4 separate regions of the Homo sapiens genome follow, and all the other regions are linked to region 2. The links are chromatin loops, found by intact Hi-C in ENCODE. Cell type or tissue: ascending aorta. All regions are shown on one strand.

The links. Hi-C counts contacts between places; a loop is a spot of excess contacts. Peaks named below come from ENCODE experiments on the same cell type or tissue, not always from the same donor. Only the 100,000 strongest peaks of a DNase experiment are listed, where the experiment ranks them.
Region 1: it touches region 2 in a loop (2.2-fold over the local background); 7 of 110 quality-filtered maps call a loop at or near these places.
Region 3: a loop joins it to region 2, with 2.6 times the contacts of the local background. A loop is called at or near these places in 3 of 110 quality-filtered maps.
Region 4: it touches region 2 in a loop (2.5-fold over the local background); 2 of 110 quality-filtered maps call a loop at or near these places.

Annotation. Positions count from the first base shown.
Region 1 is chr1:228,839,322-228,844,321 of GRCh38, forward strand. No RefSeq gene overlaps it. Among named protein-coding and RNA genes, the nearest start is that of RHOU, 110 kb to the left of the region's middle. In ascending aorta, no CTCF peak of the experiment used is centred here; a DNase peak (open chromatin) is centred at 3,100; H3K27ac peaks cover 1,445 bases.
Region 2 is chr1:228,900,655-228,905,654 of GRCh38, forward strand. No RefSeq gene overlaps it. Among named protein-coding and RNA genes, the nearest start is that of RHOU, 170 kb to the left of the region's middle. RefSeq lists a silencer at 2,428-2,722. In ascending aorta, no CTCF peak of the experiment used is centred here; a DNase peak (open chromatin) is centred at 2,577; H3K27ac peaks cover 1,991 bases.
Region 3 is chr1:229,116,140-229,121,139 of GRCh38, forward strand. All of the region lies in intron 2 of LINC02815 (long intergenic non-protein coding RNA 2815), which reads right to left. Among named protein-coding and RNA genes, the nearest start is that of LINC02815, 36 kb to the right of the region's middle. RefSeq lists enhancers at 1-268, 269-768. In ascending aorta, no CTCF peak of the experiment used is centred here; a DNase peak (open chromatin) is centred at 1,952; H3K27ac peaks cover 2,510 bases.
Region 4 is chr1:229,084,767-229,089,766 of GRCh38, forward strand. LINC02815 (long intergenic non-protein coding RNA 2815) reads right to left here. Exons shown (of 5, transcript NR_186727.1): 5 at 2,334-5,000. Among named protein-coding and RNA genes, the nearest start is that of LINC02815, 67 kb to the right of the region's middle. RefSeq lists an enhancer at 3,290-4,008. In ascending aorta, no CTCF peak of the experiment used is centred here; DNase peaks (open chromatin) are centred at 2,775, 3,235 and 3,535; H3K27ac peaks cover 4,056 bases.

The DNA of each region.
Region 1 (5,000 bases), 61 kb before region 2:
TCAGAGAAATAGCCAAACCATGACTCATGATCCTCTTGCTCCAAAGTGCGTTGTCTCCCCCACAGCCCACTATATTTGTTGTTTATTTTTGAAAATGGTCATGAACTCAGCTAAGACGCTGGGGCAGTGGAGCGGAGGGAGAGAGCCTGCTCTTCACAGAGGGCTTATGGGGTGAGAGGAAGGGAAGCTAAGTACAGGGCAGGCCGGGGCCATCTAAGGTGGCCTCTGACCATCCTGGAGAGGCATGGGGCTAGAGAATGAAGAATGAGGCAGAAATGAGCGTTTTTGAACTGGTTTACCGAGCAAGAACTAGAATGGAAGGGGACATATTACAAATGACAAATGCCTGATCCAAAGCCCATGAGATGCTATTGATGAGGGCCACGGACCCTTACTCTGTGCAGACACAGAGGCTTGGATGCACACACTTGCATACACACACACACACACACACGCACTGTTTTGTTTTGCTCTGCTTTATTTTTGCCACTGTGGAATAATAAGAAGTACAGTCACGCATTGCTTAATGATGGGGATGCAGTCTGAGAAATGCATCAGGTGATTTCATTGTTGTTTGAACGTCATAGAGAGTACTTACACAAACCTAGACGGTATAACCTACTACATACCTATACTATATGGGATAACCTATTGCTCCTGTACCAAATACTGTAGGCAATCGTAACACAGTGGTATTTGTGAATCTAAACATATCTAAACACAGAAAAGGTACCATAAAAATGTGGTTAGAAAAGATGAAAAATGGGGCTGGGCGTGGTGGCTCACGCCTGTAATCCCAGCACTTGGGAGGCCAAGGTGGGCGGATCACTTGTGGTCAGCAGTTTGAGACCAGCCTGGCCAACATGGTGCAACCCCATCTCTACTAAAAGTAGAAAAATTAGCTGGGTGTGGTGGTGTGTGTCTGTAATCCCAGCTAGTCGGGAGGCTGAGGCAGGAGAATCATTTGAACCTGGGAGGTGGAGGTTGCAGTGAGCCGAGATTGTGCCACTGCACCACTGCACTCCAGCCTGGGCCACAGAGCGAGACTCTGTCTGAAAAAAAAAAAAATTAAAAAAAAGATGAAAAAAGGTACACGGTCTAGGGTAGTTACCGTGAATGGAGCCTGTGGGACTGGAAGTTGCCCTGAGTGAGCCAGTGAGTGAGCGGTGAATGAATGGAAAGGCCTGGGATGTTACATTACTGTACACTAAATTTATTTTAGCTACACTAAATTTATTAAAAAATAAAGTAATTGCACTATGACATTATGACAACCATGGCATGCATCGCTAAGGGATAGGTATTTTTCAGATTCATTGTAATCTTTTGAGATCACCATCATATGTATGGCCCATCCTTGGCTAAAATGCCATTATTTAGCATATGACTGTACACATATTGGTCTCTGCCCTCAGTTCCTGACACAGAGCTCTTAAAATCCTTGGAGTTTCTTGAGAGATAGGAGTGCTAGTAGCATCTTTTGTTCTAATCGGGCAACTCTGGCTGGGCTCCTAGATAGCCTCGGGATGGGAGTTGGTGGCCAGGGGAACCAACCATGTGATTATAAAGTTGGAACTTTCACCCCCACCCCTAACCTCAGGGGAGGGAAGAGGGGCTGAAGGTTGAGCTGAACATCAATGGCCAATGATTTAATCAATCATGCCTACATAATGAAGCCTCTATAAAACCCCAAAGTACAGGGTTCAGGGAACTTCCAGGCAGCTGAACTCATGGAGGTTTCTAGAGACTCGCACACAAGGAGAGGACATGAAGGTCTGAGCGCCTTCCACATGCCTCGCCCTGTGCCTCTCTTCATCTGTATCCTACATAATATCCTTTATAATACACCAGTAAACACAGCTACGTGACTCTCTGAGTTCTGTGAGCTGCTCTAGCAAATTAATTAAACCCAAGGACAGGGTCTTAGGAACCCAGATTTATAACCAGTCAGAAACCACAAGTAAAATAACCTGGGGCTTGTGATTGGCATCAGAAGTGGTGGAGGTCTTGTGGGACTGAGCCCTCAACCCGTGGGATCAGATGCTATCTTCAGGCAGGTAGTGACAGAAATGAATTGAATTCAAGGACGTCCAGCTAGTGTCTACTGGAAAATCTGTAGAATTGCTTGCTTGCGTGGTGGGGGGACATACCCATACATTGGTGACAGAGGTCACAGAAGTACCCTGTGTTATGAGAGAATAGTAGGAGAAACTGAGTTTATTTTTTCTTTCTCTCACAGAAACTGAAAGGCATTTATCCTCACATTAGAGTATAGCATGCTGAATTGTCTGTCTATAGCTGCAATTCCACCCAAGACTTATGCTAACTTTTAAGATTTTTGTCTCATATCAAAACTGAGAAGACTCTCAAAAGAAACATCACTCAAGCAAAAAACTTTTAAAGCTTTTCAAAATAATCGCAACTCATCCTGCACTTCATAATTCTATCACCATTAGAGTGAATTAATTGTGTGATTATATGTTTGCCTTCCATAGACTGTGAGCTTCATAAAAGTTGGAACCAAGCCTGTCATTCATTTATTCAATAGAGACCTACCGAGTGCCTACATGTGTCAGATACCATTTCACTTGTAGGGCCGCAAGAGTGAATGAAACACGAGATTCCACAGCAGATGGTCTCAATTTCTTTGTGTCACTGACCCCCTGGAATCCCAGCCTACAGTAGGCACTCAATGAATACTTATTGGATAAGAGATGAACACATTTCCAGCTTATTCTTCCCACCCCAAATCTTTCCTTAATAAGAGGTCTGGGTTTTCACACAGCCCTGCTGGAAAGCCCCCTTTGGCCAAACACTGTAGTCTCTGCAGACAGCTCTCAGCCTGTGGCCTGTGGTTAGGCCCACTCTGTCTGATACTCTAAGCACTGGCTGAAGACAGTGACAGAGAAAGGAGAAACAATGCCCCATTCCAGCAGGAGGAGGGAGGAAGGATGAGCAAAGAGGGCTGACCCATTTTTCTTGGCTAACCGTGAAGCTCCCAACTGTGTCCTGGGGCTCTGGCAGGGACCCTGGCGACAGCCCTGACCCCTGCTCTGTGCTGCATTATTCAGCAAGACTGTGACGTTATCACTGTGAGGTGGGTGAGTCATCAACAAAGCTGCTATCCAGAATCTCATGAGCTCAGCCTGAGGGGCTGATGCCAGCCTGTTCACCGACTCTGGAAGACAAAAGGCTATGTTCCCTGCTGGGCTCCCCTTCCCTGCTCCTGGGACCCTGGGCAGGTCCCTCTCTATAGGGGTGATGGTAAAGGAACCTGAGCTTTAATAAGGGAGAAATGTGTGTCCAGTATGGGAGCTGCCGCTGTCTGAACAAATATGGAATCATAATCAAGTCCAATCTTGGTTTTTAAATTTGGAAATGGGTATAATAAGATTTATCCCAAGACGTTGTTGAAAGGTTATTTGTACTGCATCTGGCACTTCATACATGATTGGTGTTATTTCCCAGGCATCTCAATTGAGATCCTACACAGTTTCATGCTCATGATAACTGCAAATCATAAATCATAATCTTATTCCTATCTCTTCCTGTACATCATGGCTGGGGGACAGAGGAATAACCCACTCCAAACCCCTATATGCTTCCTCTTTGGGGAGAGGAAGGCACAGTGTGTCCTATTTGGTCCTGTAGGTGTTGGGTTAGCTCCACTGCAAACCCCACATTTGAACACAGCCAGCCTGTCTGCAGCCTGGCAGAGTTTCCTGTCTTCCTCACTGCCTATGCCACTTCTCACCCTTTCTACTCCTACTCTTTCTCCATGTTCCTCACTCTTATCTGAACTCCATGAATTTCCTTTCCTGCCTTTAGAAATTTCTCCTACTTGGCTGGGCGCGGTGGCTCACGCCTGTAATCCCAGCACTTTGGGAGGCCGAGATGGGCAGATCACAAGGTCAGAAGATCGAGACCATCCTGGCTAATATGGTGAAACCCCGTCTCTACTAAAAATACAAAAAAATTAGCCAGGTGTGGTGGCAGGCACCTGTAGTCCCAGCTACTCGGGAGGCTGAGGCAGGAGAATGGGGTGAACCCAGGAGGCGGAGCTTGCAGTGAGCCGAGATCGCGCCACTGCACTCCAGCCTGGGCAACTGAGTGAGACTCCATCTCAAAAAAAAAAAAAAAGAAAAGAAATTTCTCCTACTCTGTGCATATTCCTCTTGGGCACCTGACTTCTTCCTTCTTGACTTAGAGGAAGAGATGCTCCTCTGTAAAATCTCACATGAACCTTGCTGCCCTTCCAGGTCCCCTCGTTTTCTGCTAAGAGACTTGTACTGACCATAGTGCTTCCTAAGGTGTAGGCCACAGCCACTGTATCAAGGACCATCTGGGTTTCTTGTTAGCAGGCAGATTCCCAGGTTTTGTTCTCATTTGCTCAAATAGAATGGGGGTCTGGGATTCTGGGTTACATTTGAAAAATTCTCTTTTTTAAAAAAGTGCAGTGGCTCACGCTTGTAATCCCAGCACTTTTGGAGGAGGACATGGTGATGTATGCCTGTAGTCCCAGCTGCTCAGAAGGCTAAGGTGGGAGAATTGCTTAAGCCCAGGAAGTCAAGGCTGCAGTGAGCCATGTTCACACGACTGCACTCCAGCTAGGGTGACAGAGTGAGACTCTGTCTAAAATAAAATATGTATGTGTGTGTATATATATATATGTGTGTGTGTGTGTGTGTGTGTATGTATTCTTAAAATAAATTTTTACGGAGTCTCGCTCTGTCGCCCAGGCTGCAGTGCAGTGGCACAATCTCGGCTCACTGCAAGCTCCGCCTCCCAGGTTCACGCCATTCTCCTGCCTCAGCCTCCTGAGTAGCTGGGACTACAGGCGCCCACCACCACTCCTGGCTAATTTTTTTTTTTGTAGTTTTAGTAGAGACAGGGTTTCACCATGTTAGCCAGGATGGTCTCGATCTCCTGACCTCATGATCCACCCATCTTGGCCTCCCTAAGTGCTGGGATTACAGGCATGAGCCACTGCGCCCGGCCTT
Region 2 (5,000 bases):
AGCGCAGAAAGCAAGCATTCTGGCAGCCTAGGATGTGAGTTGTTTTGACTTTTAAAAAATCATCTTTGAGGTTGAAAATACAAGTGTTTTTTTTCCTCCTTAACATAAATATGTGCTCATTCTAAAGAACCCCAGGCATCCAGGCAGCACATACCGTTTCCCGAAATGCACCAAGAGGCTGCTGCAAGTGGATACGAACATTTTGCTCCTAACACAGTCCTCCCTCACATTTCTCTCTGGAAAAAAACCAAAAAACCAAAACCAGCTGCTGGTAGAAGCTACTTCTTAAAAGGACACAAGGCAGGTTCAAAAAGAATCATGGATTTTTTTTTCTACCCCAGTCTCCCACCCAGCCACAAAGAACAAACAATAAAACCCAACCGAAAAACAGGGTTGAGAGACGTTTGCTTTGACTTTCTGTATGCTTTCTGGCATTAAGCACTCACTTGCGGGCTGACAGTTTGCAGCATTTATAAAGCATCTTAGCTTTCTCATGGGACTGGTATGAGATCTTGCCACCCACCCATGGAAGCTGTAGCCCTCTTCACTGCTGCGGCCACCAGGGTGTGGGTGGAGGGTCGGCCCCACCACACAACTGTAACTAGGCCCACAGGTTGGGTGTGGAGAGCTGTGCATTAGAAGGGATGGGTCCATCTGGGGCCTCTGCAGGTGGCAGGAAGAGACTGTAACGTCACCCATTAGTAGCCCTAATAACATTATGAGGCTTAGTCCACTGAATCCAAAACTTTTCCTTGGTCCATGGACCCATGTCACACTTTAATGCAATCTTACAGAAAAATGCAAAAACCCAAACTGCTAGACCAAGTATTTCTATCTGCATCCCAGCTTTCTTACACTGTCATTGCAGGGAATACTTGGGAAGAAGAATGTTCTCAATGGGTGCGAGCTTGACTCAGCGTCAGCCCCTCCTAGGCTGCCACTCTTTTCTGTTCAGATCAAGTGATCAGTGCTCTGGCATATTGGCGGGGTCTGCAGTGATGTGGGTGGTCCTGTATATTGAGAGGCCTTTGGTAACCTCTCACTGGAGCAGGGTCAGCTGGTCCTGGAAACACACTTGACACGCTGGAACCTGCGGTTTGAGCTACCATGCCTCATGGGTCTTATTTGGTATTCAGAATATGTCCTGGAGAGCAGGGAACTTAGGAGTGTAACAGTGTCATTTGGCAGGGACCAGAGACTAAGCGTTATCTTCTAAGGTGAGCTCTTCCTCGGGGCCCCTTCCACACAGCCTCCAGGTGGCCACTCCCAGCTTGCTGAGTGTCTGCAGAGCCCCTGCTATTGATGTGTGTATTTAGATCTCTTAGTATCCTCCCACCTAAGTAAATGAGGGGTCTCAGCTTAGCCTACACTGTGCTTCCCTGCATGTACATGCATGCACACGCTCAACACAGCACATACACACACTCAATACCCAGCACACACATGCATATACACCCACAGGCTGAGTGGCCAGTGCTGATGGGGAGGAGTGCTGATAGAGAAAGATTTGGGGGCCAGTACCCTGGGCTGAGAGCTTACATGTGGCCCTGGGATTGTGGCCAGTGTCTTGGAGAAAGAGACTACAGGTAGCGTAAAGTGGGTTGTTTTCAGGAAGGTCTGTGTTACACTCTGAGAGTATGCCACGACTCTTTAAGGCTCAGATGAGAAAGAGTGACAGAGTTGGGAAAAGGGGCATCCTCCTCACTTTTGCACAGGACACAGTGCCACCCTGGGCTGGGAGACTAGAAGGGAAGTTTGTGTCATTCAGTGCCATGGGGGTTCTTCAGTTTCAGGAGATGTCCCCCACCCCCCGGCAGGGTGCTAACCATGGAGGGCAACCACTGATGCCTCCAGCAGCTTCTGGACAGAAGATCCTGTAAGGAGCCAGAGAAGAAGGAGAGGGGCCTGGTGCTGTGCATGTGTGAGGTTGTTCAGGCTCCTTCAATGGCCGGTGCTGTGACATCTACATGTCTCTCTCTGTGTGTCTGTCAACCTACCTATTGACTGTCTATCTACCTACCTATCCTATCATATCTATCTCTATCTTTCATCTATTTATCATCTATCTACCAATCTCATCTATGCATTTAAATATGTATGTATGTATGTATCTATCTATCTATCGATCGGTCGATCGATCATTTATTTTTTATCTTGATTACACCAGATAAGCTGAGGATTTTGCAGGTAAGCACGTGGAAGCTAAAGGCCAGCAAGACTTGGTTAGGAATATCAATGCGTCCTCTCTCACGGCTACCAACCAGCCAGTGAGGGATTTGCAGTGTGACAAAACAGGCCTAAGCCCTGACTGGCTGAGGGAGCCAGTGCCTTACAGGTTAGTCAACCAAATGGGGATAGTGGAAAAAACAATGCACAAAAGGTTTCTGAAAAGCAGAAATCAGGGTGCCCTGGAGTAGTCATGGCAGTAAATTAGCGGCAGTCAGTGGCATGGTGCCCACAGCTGGGCTTTTCCCGGCCTCTTTTTCACATGCCACAGGGGACCGTTTGCTACAAGGGAGCCTCAGTTGGCACCACTCCACTGTTTATATTTGGTCATTTATTCCCAATCCTCATGAGTCAACCAGAGAGCTCTGCCAGTGGTGATGATTCTGCCGCGCTGTTTTATCTGGAGCAGTGCCATGGACTCTGTGCTGATGTATAATCCCTGAAGGAAAACAGGAAAAGATAGCCGTACACAGGCAAAATATGTACATATTTCACTGGCGCAGCCACAAAGCCAGAATAAGTCAACTAGTTCAGCTGAAACAAAAGTCAACCCAAACACTGAACCACACAAGCCCAGGAAATTTTGTTTAAAAAAAGAAAGATATGAAGAAGGAGGAGGAAGATGCGACATGCTCTGGGGAGCCCTGTTTCAGACTCTGTTCTGGTGATCCTCACGCAGGTGAAATCACTTTCCACAGTGGGCTTGGGGGCTTCGGGTGCTAACTCTTCCCCACTGTCTCACTGACAATGGTGGGCGCCCTGGGCTGATTCCTCACTATCTATCCCAACACTCTCCTTTCCTTCACCCAGAGCCTGGAGAGCTAAACCCTATGTTTCCCAGGCCCAAGGCTCCAGATGTGATTAGTATCTGCCAAGCAAATTCCCTCCTGGAAGGGTTGATTTCAGAGCAGAGTTAAGCCAAACAAGAGGCGGGACACAAGACTTCCAGTTTTGCAGGTGTGGGACTGTTGCAGAAAGATCACTGTTCCATGCAGTGAGCAGCTACAGGAACAGTGCTTCGATTCCTTGGAGGCAGCTTTCCCTGCGCAGCTCTGCAGACTGCAGTGCTAGTCGCGGCTTCCTGATTCAGCAGGCAGCCTCCTCAGAGCAGCAGGAGCTGTGGGGACTGTGGGGACTGTGGTGACTTTGGTGACTTTGGCCACCAGTCCTGCAATGTGGCTTTGGATGTAATTCCTAGAAGCTTAGCCTCAAATCTGTTTCCTCTGCTCTCCCAATGATTCTGTAAACTATTTCACACCCTCAATATTTCTTCTCCGCTTAAACTAGCGAGAGTGTATTGTATTCTGTGCAACTCAATGCTGATGAATCAGAGTATAAAATGGTTTAGAGCGGGGTTTGGTGGCTCACACCTGTAATTTCAGCACTTTGGGAGGCCGAGGTGGGAGGATCACTTGAGCCCAGGAGTTTGAGAACAGCCTGGTCAGCACAGTGAAAACCCCATCTCTACAAAAAATTTAAAAATTACCCAGGCGTGGCGGTGCATGACTGTGGTCCCAACTACCAGGGAGGCTGAGGTGGGAGGATCACTTGAGCCCAGGAGGTTAAGGCTGCAGCAACTATGAATGGGCCACTGCACTCCAACCTCATGACAGAATGAGACCCTCCCTGCCCCTAAAAAATAAATAAACCAGATTGGCCATGCTCACTTCACAGTGAATAGGATGGCATGGAGGCCCAAGGCAATCTTGGTAAGTTGCTAAGTTGAAGCCTAATGTGAATAATAAAGGAGTTTGCCAACTTTTAACTTTCCCAATTTCAGAAATTCTCACTAATCCCCCAACATTTATCCCCTTTGAGTTCCAGGAGGAATTCTTCCCCACATTTTAAACTATGCTGAAAGTATGAAACACACTGAGCTGGATATGTCTGTTTGAGATGAAATATCCTGGGGGACCAGTAGGGTCTGGACATCGTATACATGGAGACAGATAACCACTGTCGCTTATATAGGTTCTCTATGGTCAGCAAATATCCCTAGGGGGAATTGTCTCACAGCCATTCCCTATGTGTTGTATTTGGGTCAGAAAGCAGTTCTGAGGTTGCTGTTCTCTCCATGATCTGGCCAGTTCTCACCTTATCCAGACTGTGGTAGGCAGAATAATGCTCCCCAAAGATATCTGTGCCCAAATCTCTAGAACCTGTGACTATGTTATGTTACATGGCAAAGGGGAATTAAGGTTGCAGATGGAATTAAGGTTGCTAATAAACTGACCTTAAGGTAGGGAGATTATCTTAGACTATCCAGGTAGGACCAATGTCCTTGTTCAAGAACAAGGGTTCTTAAAAGTAGATGAGGAAGGCAGAAGGGAGATGTGATACAGAAGAATGATCAGAGAGATGCAGCATTGCTGGCTTTGAAGATAGAGGAATGTGTTCAGAACTAAGGAAGGGGACAGCCTTTAGAAACTGGAAGAGGGCAGCCAGGCACGGTGGCTCATGCCTGTAATCCCAGCACTTTGGGAGGCCGAGGCAGGTGGATCACCTGAGGTCAGGAGTTCAAGACCAGCTTGGCCAACATGGCAAAACCCCATCTCTACTAAAAGTATAAAAATTAGCAGGGCATGGTGGCAGGCACCTGTAGTCCCTGCTACTCAGGAGGCTGAGGCAGAAGAATAGCTTGAACCCAGGAGGCAGAGGTTGCAGCAAGACAGAGATCACAGCACTGCACTCCAGCCTGGGTGACAGAGCAAGAGTCTGTCTCAAAAAAAAAAAAAAAAAGAAAAAAAAGAAAAAAAAGAAACTGGAAGAGAGAA
Region 3 (5,000 bases), 220 kb after region 2:
AAGGCCCTGGCACATAGAAAATGTTGTATAAACTTTTGCTGAACTGAATTCTTATTCCAACCTTCTCTCAGATTTATTAAAGACACAAAAGGCACGTCTGTAGACTGAAGACGTTTTTGGCTTCGCACCCAGCTCTTGGTCTAACTCAGTGTGTGCGGCCAGGATCCGTAATGATGTGTTATGGAGACGAGTAACGTTGTTGGATACTGAGCAGTGCGTTCAGGCCGCATTCCTGTGGGCACGCGCTCAAGTCCATCATCCCTCAGCAGAGGCCGCGTATCACACTGGAACACACACAGCCTCTGCAACCAGACCCCGGGCCAACGTGTGGCACCCAAGTGTGAACAGTGGGGTCCTTCAGTGAGGTACTTAAACTCTCTGTGCCTCAGTTTCTCTTCTGTGAAATAGAATGGTAATAATGCCTGGCATCTGGGGTCATTGGGGGGATTAAATGAGCTAATACATGCAAAGAACTGAGAAAGCATTGACACATGACAAATGCCGTGTGGATGTCAGCTATTGTTCCTACTGAGGCAGGACACACAGTGGCCTGGTGGGAGGGGCGGGGTTTGATGTTGCAGGTATTACTGGAAGCCTTCTCCTTGCCCGACTTCCCCAGATATTTCTTCCACATCCTCACCTTGGTGGCTTTTGTGATAAAAAAAAAAAAAAAAAAAAAAAAAAAGATGGCAGTAGACATAATGCCTCCCAGGATTCTGTATCCCCATCCCCAACCATCCCCAGTCCTTATCTGGGTGGTCAGGACCACGGCTTCTGGGGTGCATCCCTGTCACTCAGCTGGACTCCAACTCCTTGGTCACCAGCACAGAGCCTAGTGCCAGGTCAATACTTAGAATATGGTATGTGGATAGGCTGCTCCTTGTTGCTAGACTGGCTGGGGCTGTAAGTTCTATATAAAAGAGTTCTCCATGAGGAAAAGAGTAAAATGCATAATTGTGGATCTGAATTCATCCAAGGCAATTATGGTGAAGCCACCCCTCTGGCCAGTGACCTGTATGTGCCCGCAGCTGGTTTAAGGGTAGAAATGTGGCCCAGCTCTGTTGGCTGTGACAGGAAAGGGAGAAGTCTCCCAAGAGGCATCTGAGGAAGATCTCTTTGGTCTAAATTTAAAAAGAAAAAAAAATGCTTGGCAGGAAATCATCGCCTTCTTCTACTGAACGTTCTTGTAGAATAAGGGGTCCTGACACTGTGGCATTTACCCTACGACCATGCAGTGGGCCTATGACAAAGATGCAGGATGAAGATGGGGCTCAACAATATGGTGGAGCCTCGAAGCCAACCAGCGCGCAAGCTCTCTCGCCACATGTTCTTGGAGATGGTATTTTCACCTCCTTGGCTGAGCTCTTGGGGGTTGCTTTTTCTGTTATGGGACCAGTTAGGATGCATTTGGCTGATAGTCACCAAAAAACCAACTAGCCGATGATTTAAATCAGGAGATGGCAAGCTTTTTCTGCAAAGGGCTAGAACATAAATATTTGAGGCTTTGTGGGCCACACAGCCTCTGTCACAACAACTCATGCCTGTCCCTGAAGCTCAAAAACACCACTGGTGAAATGTAAGCACAAGGCTAGCTGTGTGCCAATAAAACACAATTCGCAAAACCAGGCTGGTTTTGGCCCACATGGTTTAAGCCATGAAAACATTCATCGTTTACTTAATTAAAATCCCTGGCAAGATCCCAGGCCTGGCTGGGTAACTGTGACGTGGGCACCTCTGCAGTTTCCCATCCTTCCTCCCCAGGCTCCAAGGTGGAATGGACAGGAGGCCGAGAGGGGTCCCGATGTCCTCCTCACTGCCCGGCACACTGGCCTTGCATTTCATGTGCCATCCTCAGTGGCAAGGCGAGGTGCTGTCTCAGCCTCTGTCGTGAGAAATGAGCAAGTGGGGAAATGGGTGGGGACGGCTCCGGGGAGCTGACCAAGAGCGTCAGCCACGTGACTTGTCAAGGAGACCCAGGGAGCAGTGACTGAGAGAGGAGGCCAGCCTGGGAAAGGAGCCAGGTGCGCCAGCCCCCGCCCTGGGGCCAGGACAACAGCTTCCATGCACACACAAGAAGCAGAAAACTTTTTTTTTTTTGAGACAGACTTTTGCTCTAATCACCCAGGCTGGAGTGCAGTGGTGTGATCTTGGCTCACTGCAAGCTCCACCTCCCAGGTTCAAGCGATTCTCGTGCCTCAGCCTCCCGAGTAGCTGGGATTACCAGCAGCTGCCACCATGCCCGGCTAATTTTTTATATTTTTAGTAGAGACAGGGTTTCGCCATGTTGGGCAGGCTGGTCTTGAACTCCTGACCTCAGGTGATCTGCCTGCCTTGACCTGCCAAAGTGCTGGGATTACAGATGTGAGCCACTGTGCCCAGCCAAACTTATTTTTAAATATTAAATTTCAATTAAATTAATATGAATTTTACAACTTAACAAAATCGCAGAGACAAAAGGAACACTCAGGAAGTAATTTGAAGTACACTGTCAGAAAGGTGTCTTATGATCTGATTGTGAAATAGTTCATCCTTCACAAACTGCATTCACATGCCTTTTAACTGTGTCCTCTTGAGAAGTTTGTGAGGAGGTTTCAGTCCCCAGGTTGCAGGTGAAACTGGCAGAGTTGGGGGTTTAAACTCGGACCCTCTCAACTTCAAGCTCAGGTGTCTCTTCTGCTCAGCACTGTTAGATTGCACAGTGCAGCCCACAGGTGGCTGAGCCTGTGGCATCAGGTGCCAGGTCCGGGGGAGAGGTTCAGGAGGGATTGGAGAGAGCCACAGGGCTGTCCTGAGAAGATCATCTTCCTGCTCTGCTCAGTGGCCTCTGGTCAGAACCAGGAGGAGAGGTGGAGACTTCCTGGGGACCCAGAGCTCACAAGGCAGCCAGGCCCAACAGTCAAAATGGATGAGCTGTCACCCCAGATGTGCTCAGGCGCAGAAGGAACAGCCCTTGGAAGGGGCTTTGGCCCAGGTTCAGTGTCAAGGGCTAAGTTCCTAAGGCCCCTTTCACCCCAGAAATTTCAGGCAAAGGCGAGTCAGGGAGGCTGAGTGGTCCAAGGAGCTGCCCAGGTGGCTGGCAGGACCTGTGAGTCAGAAGGGTGGGGGCTTGGAGGAAGGGCATGGGTGGAATGAGCAGGAGAAGGTCACGTGGTCAGGGAAGCTGTGCCAGCCGCTCCTCAAGGCTGAGAGACCTGGGGCAGTCAGGAGAGGTGGGCAGAGACACCACCTACACTCCCACCTTCTGGCTACCTCTATTCTGGGAGAAGGAGGCAGACATCCCACGTCTGCCCTCAGGACGCCCCATGAACGGTAGAACAAGAAAGAGATGCAAAAATGATTCTCACTGGCCCTTGAGCCCCTATGCTCCAGCCCACTCCCACATTGTGGAGTGTACTTTCATTTTCAATACATCTCTGCTTTTGCTGCTTAAAAAAAAAAAATGATTCTCACCACACACTGACGCTCCCACAGCCACACACACACCCGCACTCATACACCCTCGTATACACTCTCAGCCACACGCATATTCACGCTCTCACACTCACACAGTGCTATGGGACTGAGTGTCCACCCAGATTGGTGCATTGAAACTTAATAGCCAATGTGACAGAATGAAGAGATGAGGTCTTTAGGAAGGTGATGAAGTTACCAGGACAGAGCCCTCCTGCGTGGGGTTGGAGGCCTTATAAAAGGGCTGAAGGAAGTGGGTTCATTCCCCAACAAGAGGACACAGCGACCTCCCTTCCAGGGACCGCAGCAACATGGCGCCATCTTGGAATCAGAGACCCCTGACCCTCTCCAGACACCAAAACTCCCAGCCTCCAGAACTGTGAGAAATAAATTTACGTTGTTTATGAATGACTCAGTTTCAGGCATTTTATTACAGCTGCCGGAATGGACTACGACACACAGCCATACGTTCACATTCACACACATACTCACACCCACACACTCACACTCATGAACACACTTACTCATATACAACCACATGTGCCAGCAATTTTGAACATTTTGCAGATGAAAAAACCGAGGCTGAGAGATGAAGAGGAGCCTCTCCAGCCACAAGGTACATAAGTCAGAGCTGCACCCAGATCTGGGCAATTGACACCTGCCTGCTTCTCTCTCCTGCTCTCGGCTCCCAGTCCTGAGCAGTGAGTGAAGTCTAGGAGGAGAAGGGTCAGGGTGGCCACCATGGCCTGCCAACTGCCACCAACAAGCTACTGCACTCACATGGGCCAGAGACACGCTTTCCATTGCTCATTACCTCGCACTCTGGTGGCGCCACGGGGGCACTCTGAGGGGTATAGATGTTGACGTCGACAGCAGTGGAGAAAAGAAGCATGGGGTGGGGGTTCAGGCCATGGGACAAACAGCTTGTGCTGCCTCCAGGGCAGTAGTAATGAGCTGGTCCATGTCCTGTCAATGCGCACCTTCTAGGAACAACTAATGAGGGCTCTTACAAATGACACCCAGCAGATAAAACACTCCCCTGAGTGTGGGCCCAGACTCAGTCTGAGGCCTTATGCTAATGGCCGGCTGCCTCAGTCAGGTGTCCCAGCTGCCTGGCTCCTCTCGAGAGACAGAGTGTGTGTAAGGTGGGTCCTGTTTTTAAACCTACAGCTTCTGTGCCTCTTCTGGGCCAGTCAGACCACTCTGAGAAGAAGAAGGGAAATTGTCCTGATGAGAAAAGTGAAATCTTTCTGAAGTGAGGGCGGAGAACCTGGGGAATCCTAAACAGAAATAGCAGAGGCTTGTTTTCAGATTTGGAAAGAGACGGTCTCTCTGCCTGAGTGGGTTTTCCATTTGAGAGGTCGGTGTCAGCCAGTGTGTGCAGACCAGGCCGCCTCACAGCCATGCGAGTCTAACTGTAGCCCAGAAGGGTCAGGTGAGCCAATTAAGTCCCTACAAACCCACACCCCCTTTCCTTGGGTACTTTGGAAGGCTGCTGAGGAAAATGGAACCCACTCTAGACGGGGAGAAACGGATTGTTTTTAATTCCC
Region 4 (5,000 bases), 180 kb after region 2:
TTCATTTTCACTTAGTTCAAAATATCTTTAAATTTCTCCTGAGACTTTTTCTTTGACTTCTGTGCCATTTAGAAGTGGATCGTTTTATCCAAGTAATTGGGGGTTTCTCCCACTGTCTTTGTATTACTGATTTCTAGTTTAATTGTACTGTCATCTGAGAGCAAATTTTATACAGTTTCTATTCTTTTAAACTTGTTAAGGTGCGCTTCATAAACCAGAATGCAGTCTCTTGGTGAATTCTGTGTGAGTTTAAGAAGGATGTGTATTCTGCTATTAATGGATGAAGTATTCTATAAATGTCAATTAGATGCAGTTGATTGATGCTGTTGTTCAGTTCAACTATATCTTACTGATCTTCTGCCTACTGGATCTGTCAATTACTGATAGAGGGGAGTTGAAGCTTCCAAATATAAAAGTGAATTTATCTATTTCTCCTTGGATTTTTATCAGTTTTCTCTCACACATTTTGTCTCATGTCAGTTCTTTTAGGTGCATGCACATTAAGAATTGTTATGTCTTCTTGGAAAATTGACCCTATATCATTACATAATGTCTCTCTTTATTTTGATAATTTTCCTTTCTCTGGAGTCTACTTTGTCTGAAATTAATTCGTGGGCTAGAATTTGATATTTTCCTTCCTCCATGTTGGTTAGGCTCTGGCTAAATAGTTTCTCCTGAGGGGAAGCCTTGTTAAAAAGAACAGAATGTTCTGGTGTATTTTTAAATGGTTACTTTTCTTCTCCCTGGCCAGAAGTACAAGGAGTTTTTCTTCAGTCTTTACAGAAGTTGGTATATATCCAGTGCCTACAACCCCTTTGCATAGCAATTGGGGATTATCTATTAATACAGAAGAAGTGCAACCTCAGGGCCCATGATTCTGCTTGTCACATATGTGCACAGGAACCTTAGAGAACACTCATCACAGCACTGTGTGTAAAGAGTTTACAAATGAATGAACGACTTGTGGATAACTAACATTACCAGGGGTTTCCAGCAGCAGCAACGTGTGTTGAGCTGGAGCTACTTGTACTAACATGGGTAAATCTCAAAAACAAAATAAGTTTAAAAACCAAATTGCATATACTATACACAAAAATTAACTCAAAATGAATTAAAGACCTGAAAGTATAATATGAAAGTCATAGAAGAAAACATATGGGAAAAACTTCATGATATTGAATTTGGCAAGAATTTCTTGGAGGTAGCCCCAAAAGCAGAGGCAACAAAAGCAAAAATAGACTAATGGGATGACATCAAGCTTAAAAACTCTGCAGCAAAGGAAACAATTAACAGAGTGAAAAGACAACCTATGGAATGGGAGAAAATATTTTTAAATGATACATCTGATAAAAAGTTAATAGTCAGAATATATAAAGAATTCCTACAACTCAATAACAACAACAACAAACCCAAATAACCCTATTTAAAAATGGGCAAAGGACTTAAATAGATATTTCTCCAAAGAAAATATACAAATGGCCAACAAACACATGAAAAGATGCCCAACATCACTAATCACTAAGGAATTCAGTCAAAACCACAATGAAATATCACTTCATACCCATTGGGATGGCTAGTATAAAAACAAAAAACAGAAAATAAATTTTGGCAAGGATGTGGAAAAATTAGAACCCTTGTTCAGTGTTGATTGGAATGCAAAATGTTGTAGTCACTGTGAAAAACAGTATGGAGATTCTTCAAAAAAATAAAAATAAAACTACCATATGATCCAGCAATCCTACTTCTGGGTATGTATCCAAAAGAATTGAAAACAGGATATTTAAGAGATATTTGTACACCCATGTTTACAGCAGAATTATTCACAAAAGCCTAGAGGTGAAAGCAACGTAAATATCCATCAATGGGTGAATGGATAAAGAAGTGTGCTCTGTAAAGACAATGGAATATTATTCATCCTTAAAAAGGAAGGAAATTCAGTTGCATGTTACTCAGTGGATGAACCTTGAGGATATTATGCTATGTGAAATAAGCCAATCACAAAATACAAAAAGTGTATGATGCCACTTGTAAAAGGTGTCTAGAGTAATCAAACTCACAGGAACACAATGGTGGCTGCCAGAAGCCAGGGAAGTAGGGGTGAGGAGTTGCTTTTCAGTCGGTGCAGAGTTTCAGTCATGCAGGAGGGGAAAGGGGGCTTAGGAATCTGTTGCACAACACTTTAAGTGTGGTTAACAATATTGTACTCTACAAGTAGAAATTGTTGGGAGGGTGAATTTTAGGTTATGTGGTTTTTTGCCCTAATTTTCTAAAATAAAAAGCAAGTTGCAGAATCATATGTACAGTAAAAAGTCAAAGGATTTTAAAACACAAAACAATGTCACATAGAGTTTATTTATAGATGCATACATATATAGTAGAAATATTAAAGCAAGCATGAGAAAAATAAATAGAAATCGATGTTGGCAATGACCTCTGGGAAGAGAGTTGTATGGTATGGGTCAGGATTCTAGAGGAATAGTCATGTTTTATTTTTATTTCTTAAGATCTGGAGTGAAGTGGGTAAATTTTTAAAAGATTTGTTTTCAAGATTTTTTTATTTTTCCATTTGTTTGAAAAACCTGATCATTTTAAATAAAATCCTGGAGGCTCCCTCCTGCTCCCGACCCCTGACCATCCCGGTCACCTCCCTGCAGCCAGGACCAGCAGGGCAGGCAGTGCTGGAACCTTCTGCTGCTGTCAGAGTAGCCTCCACATGCTGGCATGTGCTTGTGATTATTGGAACTCATTCCTGGCTTTATTTATGCCACAGACAAAAATAATTCTCCCTTCCTGGGAGACATGTCATGGCTCCAGAATGTCTTGGGAGGAGAGAGCCAGAGGGTGGGACTCTTGGGGCCACACGCGTGCCTCTGCTCATCCAGACTATACCCAGGGCCAAGGGGGTGATAGACAGATGCCAGGCTCCTATTCCTTGAGAGCGAGGTCTGAGCTGGGATAATCCTTAGAGTCCAAATCAACCCGAAATATACATCAACCCTGTCCATCTCTGTTTCCCCCAAGGACCCCAGGTTAGTTGAGGTAACTCCAGGGCAAGCCCAAATCATACCAGGGTATAATTTAGGGGAGTGCAGGCTTCAGGCCAGACCAATCCCTGATGTTCCCTTTTTCCTCAGCATTCCCTGCAACAGAGCCTCACCTACCTTCGGGGCACTGCTGTGACATTTGGGGTTTCAAGAAAGGCTCAGAGTCAGCCTCACTTCAGGGAGAACCCAGGCCTGGCCTGAACCCCACGCTTCCCCTGACTCCAGGACCTAGCCTGACCCACCTTCGAGATTTCATCTCGGGCCAGCCCCTCCCACGCCGGGGTCCGGAGTCAGTGTGGGCTGTAACCCCCGGGGTCAGGAGTCAATGTGGGCTGTACCCCCTGGGGTCAGGAGTCAGCGTGGGCTGTACCCCCTGGGGTCAGGAGTCAGCGTGGGCTGTACCCCCTGGGGTCAGGAGTCAGTGTGGGCTGTATCCCGGTGGCATCCACCTGACTACTGTGCAGGCGGCTGGCGGCAGGTCCCGGACACATTGGGACGTGGTGTAGTTTTCATGCTGTGGAAGGCACCCTCCTTTCCCTGGCAGAACCAAAGGCCTGGCTAAGCACCTGTGGGGCTGGTCTGCACTGCTGTACTCCTCCCCACTCCCCTTCCCTCTGATACTGTGGGAGGGTCACCCCAATTCTCTTGGTCTTTCCTGGTGAACTTTCTGTTGGGCCTTAGGCACCTGCAGGTTGGAATGATAGGCTCTGGTCCACTTTCCAGCCCCAGGTGAAAAAGCTCAGGTCAACCTTTTCCCCTTCATTTTTCTTTCTCCCAGGGCTCTGCATGGACCCCTTTACACACAGCTCTGCCGCACAGGCTGCTGCCAGGTATAGAATCACTGCCGGCTCAGATACCAGGATGTGAAAAAAATCAGGACGAGCCTTAGAAAAGTAAGAGGATGGTGATTAAACACATAAATAAATAAAGCAATTAGGAGGAGGATGCATAACCAAAAAGCAAGGTAAGGAGAAAGAGGAGGGGACTTCAGGCAAGGCCTCTCCAGTTACTGTCATTAGAGCAGAAATCTGAGAGAGGTGAGGGGCCAGCCAGCGGGAAGGGCACCCCAGGTGGGGAACGACAGGTGTGAGGTTCTGAGGACAGGGGTGGGGCTGGGCTGGGCAAGGCCAAGGAGGGAGAGAGAGGCCAGAGCTTTGAGCACAAAAGGAATGAGATCCTTGTCACTCACAGGGCCAATGTTGGAAGCAGGACCCCAAGTAGGAAGCCACTTCGAAAGTCCAGGGGCGGTGACCAGGTTTGGGCAGTTTTCTTTACTGTGATGGAAGAGAACTGAGGGAAAGGTGGACGGGGACAGGGACTGCTGGGGACACTTAAATAATTTACTTTGATATTATTTATGCAAACTTTTAAAACAAACAGTATAATATATTTCTTATATATGATCATTCCCATAAACAATATATTTAAAATATGAAAAGCACAGAATAGAGCGAACATATCAGTGGTTGCCGTTGAGGAGGGGGAGAGAGGAGGGGAATAGCATTGAGGAATGGTTAAAGGGGGACATAAACTTTATGTGTCATGGTTTTATGCCACAGAGATATGAAGCAAAAATCACAAGTTATTATATTAGTGTCTGTTTTTCCGGGTGGTGACTGCTGCAGTATTGGCTACCATATTCTCTGTACTGTCTTTGTCTGGATTTTTTTTTCCCAATGGAGAATTGGGAGAGCAATGCCTTGCACTGCTGGGTGGATTCGATCCCCAGGCACTTCCTGACTCTCTTCATGCTTCTCAAAATCTCCCTGCCATGCAGGCAGGGCCAGCTCTGCCTCACCCTTTGGGTTTTGTGAGTGACTTGGCCAAGTCTACGGCTGGTAAATCTGGGCTGAGACTGGAACCAGGTTTCCCGGCTCCACAGTTCAGAGCTCTGTCCTGTGTCCTGGAGTCTCTAAGGTCCAGGAGACACCTCGACCTCCTGGAGGAAGATGCTGC